2 separate regions of the Homo sapiens genome follow, and region 2 is linked to region 1. The links are chromatin contacts, found by Hi-C or POLR2A ChIA-PET in ENCODE. All regions are on one chromosome and are shown on one strand. Each heading gives the region's core, a stretch centred on a gene start or an enhancer-like site at or near the end of the contact. The rest is flanking DNA. Distances are from core to core; before and after follow the strand shown. Region 1 holds the start of SHCBP1 (SHC binding and spindle associated 1). Region 2 overlaps MYLK3 (myosin light chain kinase 3).

What was found. A loop is a pair of places that touch in the nucleus more often than their neighbours do. ChIA-PET counts read pairs that join two places held with the same protein, here RNA polymerase II (POLR2A). Pooled maps may share reads with other maps.
Region 2: a pooled map shows a loop between it and region 1 (2.2-fold over the local background). The contact joins the enhancer-like site here to the promoter of SHCBP1 in region 1. A Hi-C loop is called at or near these places in 1 of 50 pooled maps. POLR2A ChIA-PET finds 5 or more read pairs at or near these places in 2 of 52 experiments (OCI-LY7 and activated CD4-positive, alpha-beta T cell).

The regions. Positions count from the first base shown.
Region 1 is chr16:46,618,402-46,623,987 of GRCh38, forward strand. It overlaps SHCBP1 (SHC binding and spindle associated 1), which reads right to left and starts at 2,978. Exons shown (of 13, transcript NM_024745.5): 1 at 2,856-2,978. The coding sequence starts at 2,958. It also overlaps the pseudogene RAB43P1. RefSeq lists enhancers at 2,121-2,709, 2,710-3,296.
Region 2 is chr16:46,740,127-46,745,712 of GRCh38, forward strand. MYLK3 (myosin light chain kinase 3) reads right to left here. Exons shown (of 13, transcript NM_182493.3): 2 at 1-21. Among named protein-coding and RNA genes, the nearest start is that of MYLK3, 5.4 kb to the right of the region's middle. RefSeq lists an enhancer at 3,209-3,258. Within about 2 kb of position 3,310, at least 12 of the 41 ENCODE cell types and tissues checked have a DNase peak (open chromatin) inside an H3K27ac peak, as active enhancers do; they include OCI-LY7, where a contact is called at or near this core.

The sequences.
Region 1 (5,586 bases), core at 1,728-4,227:
TCCAGTGCCTTATTTGAATGCTTCTATTTTCATATCCTTGCATAGAAATCCCAAACAAAATACAAACAAGAATTTGAATATGAATAGTCTACTTACCTCTACCATTGTGAGAAGAAACTAGTTTTCCAAACTTAAAAATATTTCAAAATCCAAATTCTACTTCAAAACAATAAGCGCTTAAGATCTTTCACAGTTAGATTTTTGTTGTTGTTCTGTGAGGTTTTGGGGAGAAGTAGAAGGCTGTTTTTGTTTTTGTTTTAGAAACGGTCTCACTCTGTCACCTAGGCTGGAGTGCAGTGGTGCGATCATAGCTCACCGCAACCTCAAACTCCTGGACTCAAGCTACCCTCCTGTCTCAGCCTCCTGAGTAACTAGGACTACAGACATGCACCACCACATCCAGCTGGAAGACAGTTGATTTTTAATTCAGTGGAAATCACTCAAGATCTCCTACAAAGCATACAGCCTGTGATTTATACTACAGTTAGCCAGTGATAATAATCAAGTATCTTAGTTATTTATTTTCCAAAGCAATTCCATAAAGCTCCTTTAAGAAAGGGAGCTGACTTCCTCTCAGATGGGTTAAGCCCTCCCTTTATTTCCTACAATATCAGTCTGTCAATCGCCCCTCAATAAACAGGGACGAGAGTCTTAATAATCCATAAGGTTTACTTCAGTAAGGTTATTAGATTCCTCCTCACTAATTTCAATGACTGTGTCTAAGGAAAAGATCAGAAAATGCAAATCACATTAGGTTTGGGCTGTATATAATGTTTCATAAGGTATGATTCAGCCAGTGGCATATCTAATTCTATGTAATGTTTTTAATAAATGAAACAACTACTAAATAAGCAATGCTAAAAAGGGTAGCATTTAGAATGTAGAGTAGTCTCCAGAAGTGGTTTCAGGGAAGGTATCTGAGCTGTTAGCAGATACCTTTTTTCTCCCTCCCCCTTGATTTTCTCCTTCCCTTTCCCCCTTCCTTCCATTTCTTTGTCCCTGTTCAGGCCACCAGAAGTACTTGACCCACAGATGACCAAAGTGTACTCAAGGGTCTACTGCTCACAAACACTGATGCACATGAACCTTAGAAGGCATCAGTACCTTACTGGTTATGTGACAATGCCTCAGCTTCCTCACCTATAAAGGGAAGATAATAGTACATCCACTTCAATTAAGAAGATTAATTGTTAATAATTTACAACAGTGCCTATTACATAATGTATATGTTTGTTAAAGAAATAGTAGTACTTCAGCACCATTCTTTTTTTTTCCAGCACCATTCTTTATAGCTTTATGGAGGTATAATTAACATATAGAAGTTATATACATTTAAAGTGTATAACCTGATGGCCAGGCACGGTGGCTCACACCTGTAATCTCAGCACTTTGGGAGGCCGAGATGGGCGGATCACCTGAGGTTAGGAGCTCGACACCAGCCTGGCCAACAGGGTGAAACCCCGTCTCTACTAAAAATACAAAAATTAGCTGGGTGTGGTGGCGGGCGCCTATAATCCCAGCTACTTGGGAGGCTGAGGCAGGAGAATCATTTGAACCCGGGAGGCAGAGGTTGCAGTGAGCTGACATTGTGTGCCACTGCACTCCAGCCTGGGCAACAGAGTGAGACTCTGCCTCAAAAAAAATAAAATAAAATAAAAAATAAAGTGTGTAACATGATGTTTTGATATACCTATACATTATGAAATGATTACCACAGTAAAGTGAATTAATATTTCCATCACCTCGCATAGTTACCTTTTGTGTGTGTGTGGTGTGAACACTTATGATCTACTCTGTTAGCAAATTTCAAGTACAAAATTTGTGTCGCATTGCACCATCACGTCATTGCCTATTAATACTGTAATAATAATACAGTATTATTAACTATAGTCACCATGCTGTATGTACATCAGATCCCCAGAACTATTCACACTGCATAACTGAAACTTTGGACCCTTTGCCCAGCATCTCCCCATTCCCCCAACCCACTGGCAACTACCACTCTACTCTCTTTCTGAAACTTCCTCTTTTTTAGATTCCCAATATAAGCGATGCCATGCAGTATTTATTTTTGCAGCCACTTTAAAAACTTTATTTCACTTCAACTTCACCACAAGTACAACCATTGGCATAGTCTTCCAGATGGGAAAACTGAAGCCAAGTGACTTTTGCCAGTTGGATAGGTGGGTTAATAGTGGAATTGTCACACTTATGTTTTCTCACTTTGTTGGGACTCTCTGCTACACAATACAACCGAAAGTGTTAACGTAAAAACATGAACCAGCTTAAAATATCAGAAAAAAAAAATAGTAATGAAACTCTATGAGGAGGAAGAAAGGGCAGAGAACTAGAAGACCCCGGTTCTATTTCTGGACTCCGGCCCAAGTTGGCGCTCCTCACTTTGGACACGTCACTACCCTCCGTGCACAGGACAGCCATCTAAGCCAAGGGTTCAAGCTTTTCTCTTCTTCGGAAAAGGGAAGTGTGGTTCGTGATCTCCTTTGAGATGCAGATGAAAAAATGGCCCCTTGAGCAACAGTAAATGCACAGTTCCCGCAAAACCCATCCAGATAGGGAATTCCTGGCCCAATCCAGCTCCCTCCAACCTCGGGGCGGGCGGAGGCCAGAGAGTGCAGGGAGAGTGGGAGATGCGGATAGGGAAGAGAGGGAGTCCCCCACCCCTGGGTACCGCCCGACTTTGAGGTCCCGTCACTGGGTCCCGGCCGCGCACCGCCGTTCCCGCCACCCTGGACAGACGGGTCCGGAAGGCCCGCGACCCAGGCGCCCTCCTAGGGTCCCGACGCCCCAGGCCTCCGCTCAGAGGCGGCTCCTCGGCCCCGGCATGGAGAGCTCACCTTTCTCCAGAGACGCCAGCTCCTGCTCCACCGCCCAGCCCATGCGCTCCGGCGCCATGGCCGCTGCCTCCAGACCGCCGCCCGTCAGCGACCCGTCAGCCATTTCAAATTTCCGCGGACGGCAGCCCAGGCAACGACGTGATGACGCAGGCTCTGCTGATTTGATAGTCGGGCCGAGGCCGTGGACCAATTAGAGTCCGGCCCCGCTCCAGCCCCCACCAACACTGCCCCCTCGCCCCAGGCTGACAGCTGTTCTTGTTCAAGTGCCCGGCCTTTGCTTTTCTGGGATGAACTTGAAGAAAGTCGAATTGGAATATAATTTGGAATGATTTTCGAAAAAAACGAACCAGCAATGCCTGGAAATGAGATATAGTGGAAAAGTCACTGGGTTGAGAGTCAAAAAACATAGTATTTAAACTTACCTGGGCTATTCCTAGTGGTATTGCCTTGGGCAAGTCATTTCACCTCCCACAAGCACAACTTCAACTGAAAAGGATGCTGGCCTACGTGGGCCCAAAACTTTCACCACCAAACACCAGTCTCTCTCTGTCTTTCAATACACACACACACACACACACACACACAGAGAGAGAGAGAGAGAGAGAGAGCATATTTTCAAAGAATGTCAAATTAAATTTAGTAAGTAAATTTGTTAATTTGCATTAATCAAAGACAACTATAATCTCCATCATAATGGCTAACATTTACTGCATATTGTGTGCAAGATACCCTCCTGCATGCGTTACCTGGATTGTTCTGTTTAATCTTCACAATGATCCTATGAGACGGGAGCTATTACTATACCCATTTTACAAATGAGCAAATGGAGTCACTAAGAAGTTAAGTCACTTCTCCAATCTAACCCAGCAAAGCCAGGATGTGAAACCAGCCAGACTCCATGAAGAAGCCTTTTAATGTCTCTGCCAGGCCATCACTACTAGAATGATGAGGTCAGCCCAAGATAGCCCAGGTAACCAGGACACCAAGTGGGATGCGTCCACAGGGGACCAAGAGCCTGGTCATGACAGTTCGTCTGTGCAGTCTTAATGTGGGGAAACATTTCCACTTATTGCTTTGAAGAAACACCTTGGGCTAAAGTCTCTCGGATCCCTTACAGCTGAAATAAAATGGAGCCAGGAGGGGTGACTGGAAAGCTGCACTTAATTGGGCTAACTTTTCCAGGAAGTAAGATTTCTTTGACTTTTGTTTGCAGAATCTGACCTTACATTTATTTGCTCACTGAACAAATACATATTGAGCACCATGAGGTAAAAACACAGAAAACAATAATCAAGACTATCAACAGGCCTTGAGGATGACGCTAGCTTTTTCATTATTCTCTTCTTCAACCTTGCCGCCCACAAACCTCACAAATGGCAGCATTTCTCCTCACCCATTTGCAGCATCACTGGAGACAACACAGTTCTCTTCTCATCCAATTATCAAATATTTCATCAACCATCAAGATATTACTCAAACCAGGCTAGGCATAGTGGCTCATGCCTGTAATCCCACCACTTTAGGAGACCGAGGCAGGCGGATCACTTGAGTCCAAGAGTTTGAGACCAGCCTAGGCAACATGGTGAAACCCCATCTCTACAAAATTTTTTTTTTTTTTTTGTTATAGAAATCTGTTTAATGGTTTAGGAATGTGTACACTCTGGCTCTGCCAAGTTTCCATAAAGGCAACTTTTCCATGTTTTAAAAAATAGATTTGGTATAAAGATTTGTATATTCATAAATAGGTGGCATGAAAAATTACCAAATGCAAATGGAATACTTGCGCTGACTGAAGCCCTGTTCACCCCAAGTCCAGGCCCTGCAGGGGTCCGAGGGTCTCTGCTGGAGGAGGCCCCAACTCCGGCAGCCTCTTAGGGAAGAGAAACTGAATTAAATGTGTATTAGGAACCCCTCCAGCTCCTTAAGCCAGCGTCGCACTGGCCCCACCGAGGCCTCAGCCCACCTCCCTCTGCTTCCCCCCGCCACCTCCACCATTGCCCCCTCCCCTGCACTCTGGCCCCTGACCCCACCTGCTCCCACTCTTTGGCAATTTATCAACAAAGGAAGAGATGACACTGTTCTCCTTCCGCCCCAGAGCCCGGGCTGCCGGGAGAGCTTAGCCTGCCAAGGGGAGGAAACAAGCCGGCTTTGTTTTGTCTCACACACTTCCCCATCTTCTCTCCCAGCCCAGTTTTAAGGGCCGGAAGGGCAGTGGGGCCCCCTCCTGGTGGGATACAGCAGGGCAGGAGCCCCTGCAACCCCAGGTACAGGTCTTGAGTCCCTGGACACCGGCTTTTGTGCCTGAGAGGGGGTGGGAACGCTTCTCTGTAGGAAATGGCTTCAGTCCAGGATCCAGGGGTAGGGGAACCTCGACCATGGGGTGGGTTGCTCCTGCCAGGGGGTACTAGGGGCAAGGCCCCAGGGTGGAGCCAGTTCTGGGAGCTGTGTCCAGCTAGGCATCTGTGACCCCAAATGGCATGAATAAAAGGGCAGGTTGCTAAGAGCCAGGGGAGGGCATGGGGCAGGGAGACCAGGTTGGCCCAGACAGGACAGAGGTGCTCCAGGGACAGGGTGCTGGAGTGAAGCCAGGTGGAGCGGTGGAGCTGTGGAGCCTTTGAAACATCCTGAGGGCCCAGGCCTGCCACAGGGTGACCTGGGCAGAGGAGAAGCCCAGAGGACAGCAAGGTGCCCAAATGAGGTCAGGGCTTCTGGGGTGGAGGGACGGGGGGGC
Region 2 (5,586 bases), core at 2,060-4,559, 120 kb after region 1:
TTCTTCCACTCGCTCTTTATTCTAAAATAACAACCATAAAAAATGTCATCATTATCATCAACATTGCCATTCAGGCCACAGACATTTGTTTAGCACCTCCCCCTTGTTTAAGATAAGGGCATTTAGATTACTTCACACAGTCTCACAGTAACATTGGAGAGTAGATACTGCAATTATCACTTTAGAGAGAAGGACACTGAGGCCTTCCCAACGTCATAAAATTTAAAAGAGGAGGCGCCCAGCTTCACACCCAGAACCACCTCCTTTTCCAGGGCTTCACCATATTCCCCATAAGGGATGAACCCAGCCCCCGATACAGGGTTCAAAATAGGCTGGACCCCAAAGGACTTAGACTACAGATGCAAAATAATCATTTAAAAATATATACATAAATATATATATATACATACATATATATATATATATTTTTTTTTTTTTTTTTTGAGACAAGGTCTTGCTCTGTCATCCAGGCTGCAGTGCAGTGGCACAATCTCGGCTCACTGCAACCGCTGCCTCCCAGGTTCAAACGACCCTCCCAGTTCAGCCTCCCGAGTAGCTGGGACTACAGGCATGGGCCAACATGCCCGGCTAATTTTTGTATTTTTAGTAGAGACAGGGTTTCACCATGTTGGCCAGGCTGGTCTCAAGCTCCTGGACTCAAGCTACTCTCCCTCCTCAGCCTCCCAAAGTGCTGGGATTACAGATGTGAGCTACCACGCCCGGCCAGAGATGGAAAATAATCTCAATATGCCAACCCAGATCAACTGGTCATGGCTACTACAGCATTGGTTTCGGTTGAATTCTGAAGTCAAATCCATGCTTAGGGGGAAACAGTGCCAAGGTCAATTAGTAATGTGTGCCTGGGAGCTGGGTTGGGGGATCCCATGGTCACCTCTTTACAGTGTAGCAGTGTAGCCAGGGGCATGGACTCTGGAGCCAGCCATGCTGGGTTTGAACCCCACCTTCACCACTTGGCCAAGATCCTTAAATTCTCTGCATCTCACTTTCCTCATCTGTAAAATGGGGATAATCATGTTATCAGCCTTGTAGAGTCAGTAGGAGGATTTGGGAGTAATGTGCAAATGTCCTAGAAGTGTGCCCAGCACATAGTGGGTGCTCAATAGCTCTGCTAATTTTGTCCTGCCAGGAACCAAGAGCTATCAGTGTTAAATGAGCCCAGTGTAAGGAACTGGCCCAGAGAAGCTCTCAGAAGCTTTTCCTTAAATCCAAAGGGTCCACACCAGACCAGTGCCTGGCCTGCCCATGCTTTCACCCATAAAACAGCCCAGAGCCATCAGTATGCTTAGTTAGTCCACACTCAAGCAAATATTTCCAGATGGTCTGACCTCTTGCAAGAGCATGGTGCTTCTGGGGTTTGGACCCTTCCGTGAAGTCCCTAAGATGAATCCTGGCACATGTTACAGCAGCAGTGCCAGCCACAGCCCAGAGCCTTGCTGGGCCCCCAGGCATAAGGCACTCACCAGTCTCCGGGCTTCTGTGGCCAAGGCAAGAGAGGCCGCTGTATCAGTGAGTGCCTTACACCTGGGGGCCCAGCCAGGGCCTTCCCCTGCCTTGCCACAGAAGCCCTTAATTAGAAGCCCAGAGGCCAAAAACAGCTCAGGACATATTTTGTTGGGCTTGCAATTTTTTTTTTTTTTTTTTGAGACAGAGTCTCGCTCTGTTGTCCAGCCTGGAGTGCAGTGGTTGGATCCCAGCTCACTGCAGCCTCGACCTTCCAGGATTAAGTGATCCTCTCACCTCAGCCTCACGAGTAGCTGGGACTACAGGCACGTGCCACCACCTCCAGCTAATTGTTGGTTGATGTTGTTTTATAGAGACAAGGTACTCACTTTGTTACCCAGGTTTAAATTTTTCAATTTATTCCCAACTTTTAAAATCTATGAGATTTTTACAGTCAGGATCCATTTTGGGGTGACAGAATTGTTTCCCATTTTTATTGTGGTGATGGTGACATGGATGGAAACATTTGTGGAGCTATATATTTGAAATGTGCATAGTTTGTGTGTATGTGCAGTTTATTATATGTAAATTATACCATCATAATTATTATGTAATTACTATACCTTAATAAACTCACTAGAAAAAAAAAAATCTAAGTTCCCAGCTTTTCTTTAAAAATCTGAGGATGGCGGGGCGTGGTAGCTCACGCCTGTAATCCCAGCACTTTGGGAGGCCGAGGAGGGTGTATCACATGAGGTCAGGAGTTCAAGACCAGCCTGGCCAACAGGGTGAAACCCTGTCTCTACAAAAATACAAAAATTAGCCAGGCGTGGTGACAGGCACCTGTAATCCCAGCAAAAACACACACACACACACACACACACACACACACACACACACACACAGAAAAAAACCTGAAGATCTGGCAACTCTAGGCCAAGATGGCAAAACTCGGCTAGGGCAGTCCCCTCTAAGCAGGGCACCACAGCTGTCCCAAATGTCTCCCCAACCCTAAGGTGGTGGTTCCACTGTTTGTCTACATCATGCCCCTCCTCTCAGTTACTACCTGCTCATTATTTTGCGATTCCAGGACACCAAGCTTTGACCTCTGAACAGTAAGGACATAGCACATGGAGAACACACAGCCCAGCACCGGCGTGGGGGAGGCACTTCATCAAAACTGCTCACTGCCGCTGTCACCATGATCACCAGCGTCATCAATGTGGCCCAGATCCCCTGCTCGGCAGACAGCTCCCCCTTATCCTTCTGCAGGCTCTGTCCTGCTGCCCCCGGAGCTGGGGGAACTGGAGGCATGAAACAGACCTCCTCCTCTTTTACCCACTGGCAGAAAGGGACTTGGACAGACTGTCCTTTGGCAGACCTTGTTGGGCTCAAACTGTCCTCTCCTTCCCTTATCTTTAGGGTAGGCAGGCGCATGCGTACGCACCCCCCACCCCCAGCTGGGTGCTGTCTTCAGGGCTCAGCCTTCTAGTCCCTGCCGTTTCTGTGCTTCCTCACACACCATTCTAGAAGACTGGTGCCTCTGAACACATATGCCTGGGGCTGTTTTCCAGGAGACCGCACCTGGCTTCCAGGGATCATCGAATTCACTGCTGGAACCAAATGAAGTGCTGCTGGGGACTTCTGAAGATCTCAGGAGGACCTTCAAAAAGTCCTGGCACAATTTTCAAATTTAACCGCCAGTTGCTAGGATTTAATTCCATTCCACAGATGGTTGCCATGCCCCACTCTCCCAGGAAACACAGTCCCCAAGAAGCCTCCATAATGCACGGCGTTCAGCACTGACGATGTGTTTAGCAGCTGTGGCTGTGTCTCAGTTCACCGCTCATTCTCTGAGCCCTTCCTGCAAGACCTGCCCTGGCCTCAGAACACGGAGGGAAGCAGAGGCTTCCTGTCAATGGGCCAATCAGCAGCCGACAGCCTGATGGGGAGCCTGGACCAAACCTAAAGACATTCCTAACATGTTTATTAAACGCCAGGACCAGAGGAGAAATCTAGCAAGTTCCAGTGGGGCAGGACAGACGGGAAATGGCACAAGAACTCAGAAAAGAGGAAGCTCTATGACTTCCCTTACCCAGAAATGCCTTCATGCAACACGTATAACAGCTAATTTCATTAATACATGAAGTGCTCTTACAAATCAATAAGAAAAAGGCAAAAAAACAAAATAGGAAAGAGGGGGAAAAGATATGAGCAGGCAGTTCACAGAAAATACAAAAGGTTTCAAACCTGTGAGTGATGTTCAGTCCTCTAGTAAAATAAATATAAATCAAAACTATGAGACATAAACCAAAACTAGCTTTGGTTATATTTGAAATTTTCCATAATAAAAACCTAAAATTTTTTCATAAGTTCAAAAGGTTAGCTTTAAGAGACATATAAATAATTGTCTTATCTGGGTCTGATACAAATAAACTGTAAATTTTATTTTATTTTATTTTTGTGAGATGGAGTCTCGCTGTCACCCAGGCTGGAGTGCAGTGGTGCAGTCTTGGCTCACTGCAACCTCCGCCTCCCGGGTTCAAGTGATTCTTCTGCCTCAGCCTCCCGGGTAGCTAGGACTACAAGTGCACGCCACCATGCCCGGCTAATTTTTGTATTTTTAGTAGAGACGGGGGTTTCACCATATTGGCCAGACTAGTCTCGAACTCCTGACCTCGTGATCTGCCCACCTTGGCCTCCCAAAATGCTGGAATTACAGGCGTGAGCCACCACACCCAGCTTTTTTTTTTTTTTTTTTTTTTTTTTAAGATGGTGTTTTTGCTCTTATTGCCCAGGCTGCAGTATGGTGGTGCAATCTTGGCTCACTGCAACCTCCAACCTCCTGGGTTCAAGCAATTCTCCTGCCTCAGCCTCCCAAGTAGCTGGCATTACAGGTATGCGCCACCATGCCCAGCTAATTTTTGTATTTCTATTAAAGACAGGGTTTCAGCATGTTGGCCAGGCTGGTCTCGAACTCCTGACCTCAGGTGATCCCCCCACCTCGGCCTCCCAAAGTGCTGGGATTACAGGCTTGAGCCACCTCGCCCAGCCTAAAATATTTTTAAAGTATAAGATAATCAGGGAAATTTGAACACTGAACTTCAGTAACACTAAAAAGTTATCATTTGGCCCAGTGCAGTGGCTCGTGCCTATAATCCCAACACTTCGGGAGGCTGAGGCAGGAGGATTGCTTGAGCCCAGGAGTTCAAGACCAGCCTGGGCAATGTAGTAAGACCCTGTCTCTAAATAAAAATAAATAAACAAAGTTATTCACTTTTTTAGGTGTGATGATAGTATCAAGATTATGTTTTTTAAAAGAGCCCTTATCTTTTTGCTATAAATGCTAAAACATTTATGAAAGAAATGATCCAACATCTCAGATTTCCTTAAAATAATCTGAAGGGGGAAGTGGGTGGGGAAAAGAGAAAAAAAAAAACATGCACAATAATTTCCCGTTTTCATTCACCAGAAAGGCAAAGAATCAAAAGCATTCCCACACCTTGATGGTAGGAGACTGATTTGGAGTAACTTCTTTGAAGGCTGACTTGCCTTTATCTGTATAAATTTACCATTTGGCTTGGTATTTCCACTGCCAGGAGTGTAACATGCAGATAAACTCACACTTGTGTTCAGTGACATACATCTATGGATATTCACTGCATCTTTATTTATAGTTGCTAAAAATAAGAAACAACAGAAACAAACGAGGATCTGGGCTGGTTAACAACTGAAGACACAGCCCCCAAAGGGAGTACCCAGATATATTCATAACGATATGAACATCAATCAATGCCCAAAATATATTAAGTAAAAAATTAGAAATCGGGGCCAGGACAATGTGAATAACATTTGAATTAAAATAAAACAATTCTGCCAGGAGCGGTAACTCACACCTGTAATCCCAGCACTTTGGGAGGCCAAAGCAGGCAGATCACTTGAGGTCAGGAGCTCAAGACCAGCCTGGCCAACATGGTGAAACCCCATCTCTACTAAAAATACAAAAAAATTAGCCGGGCATGGTGGAGGGCGTCTGTAATCCCAGCTATTCAGGAGGCTGAGACAGGAGAATCGCTTGAACCCAGGAGGTGGAGATTGCAGTCAGTCGAGATCGCGCCATTGAAC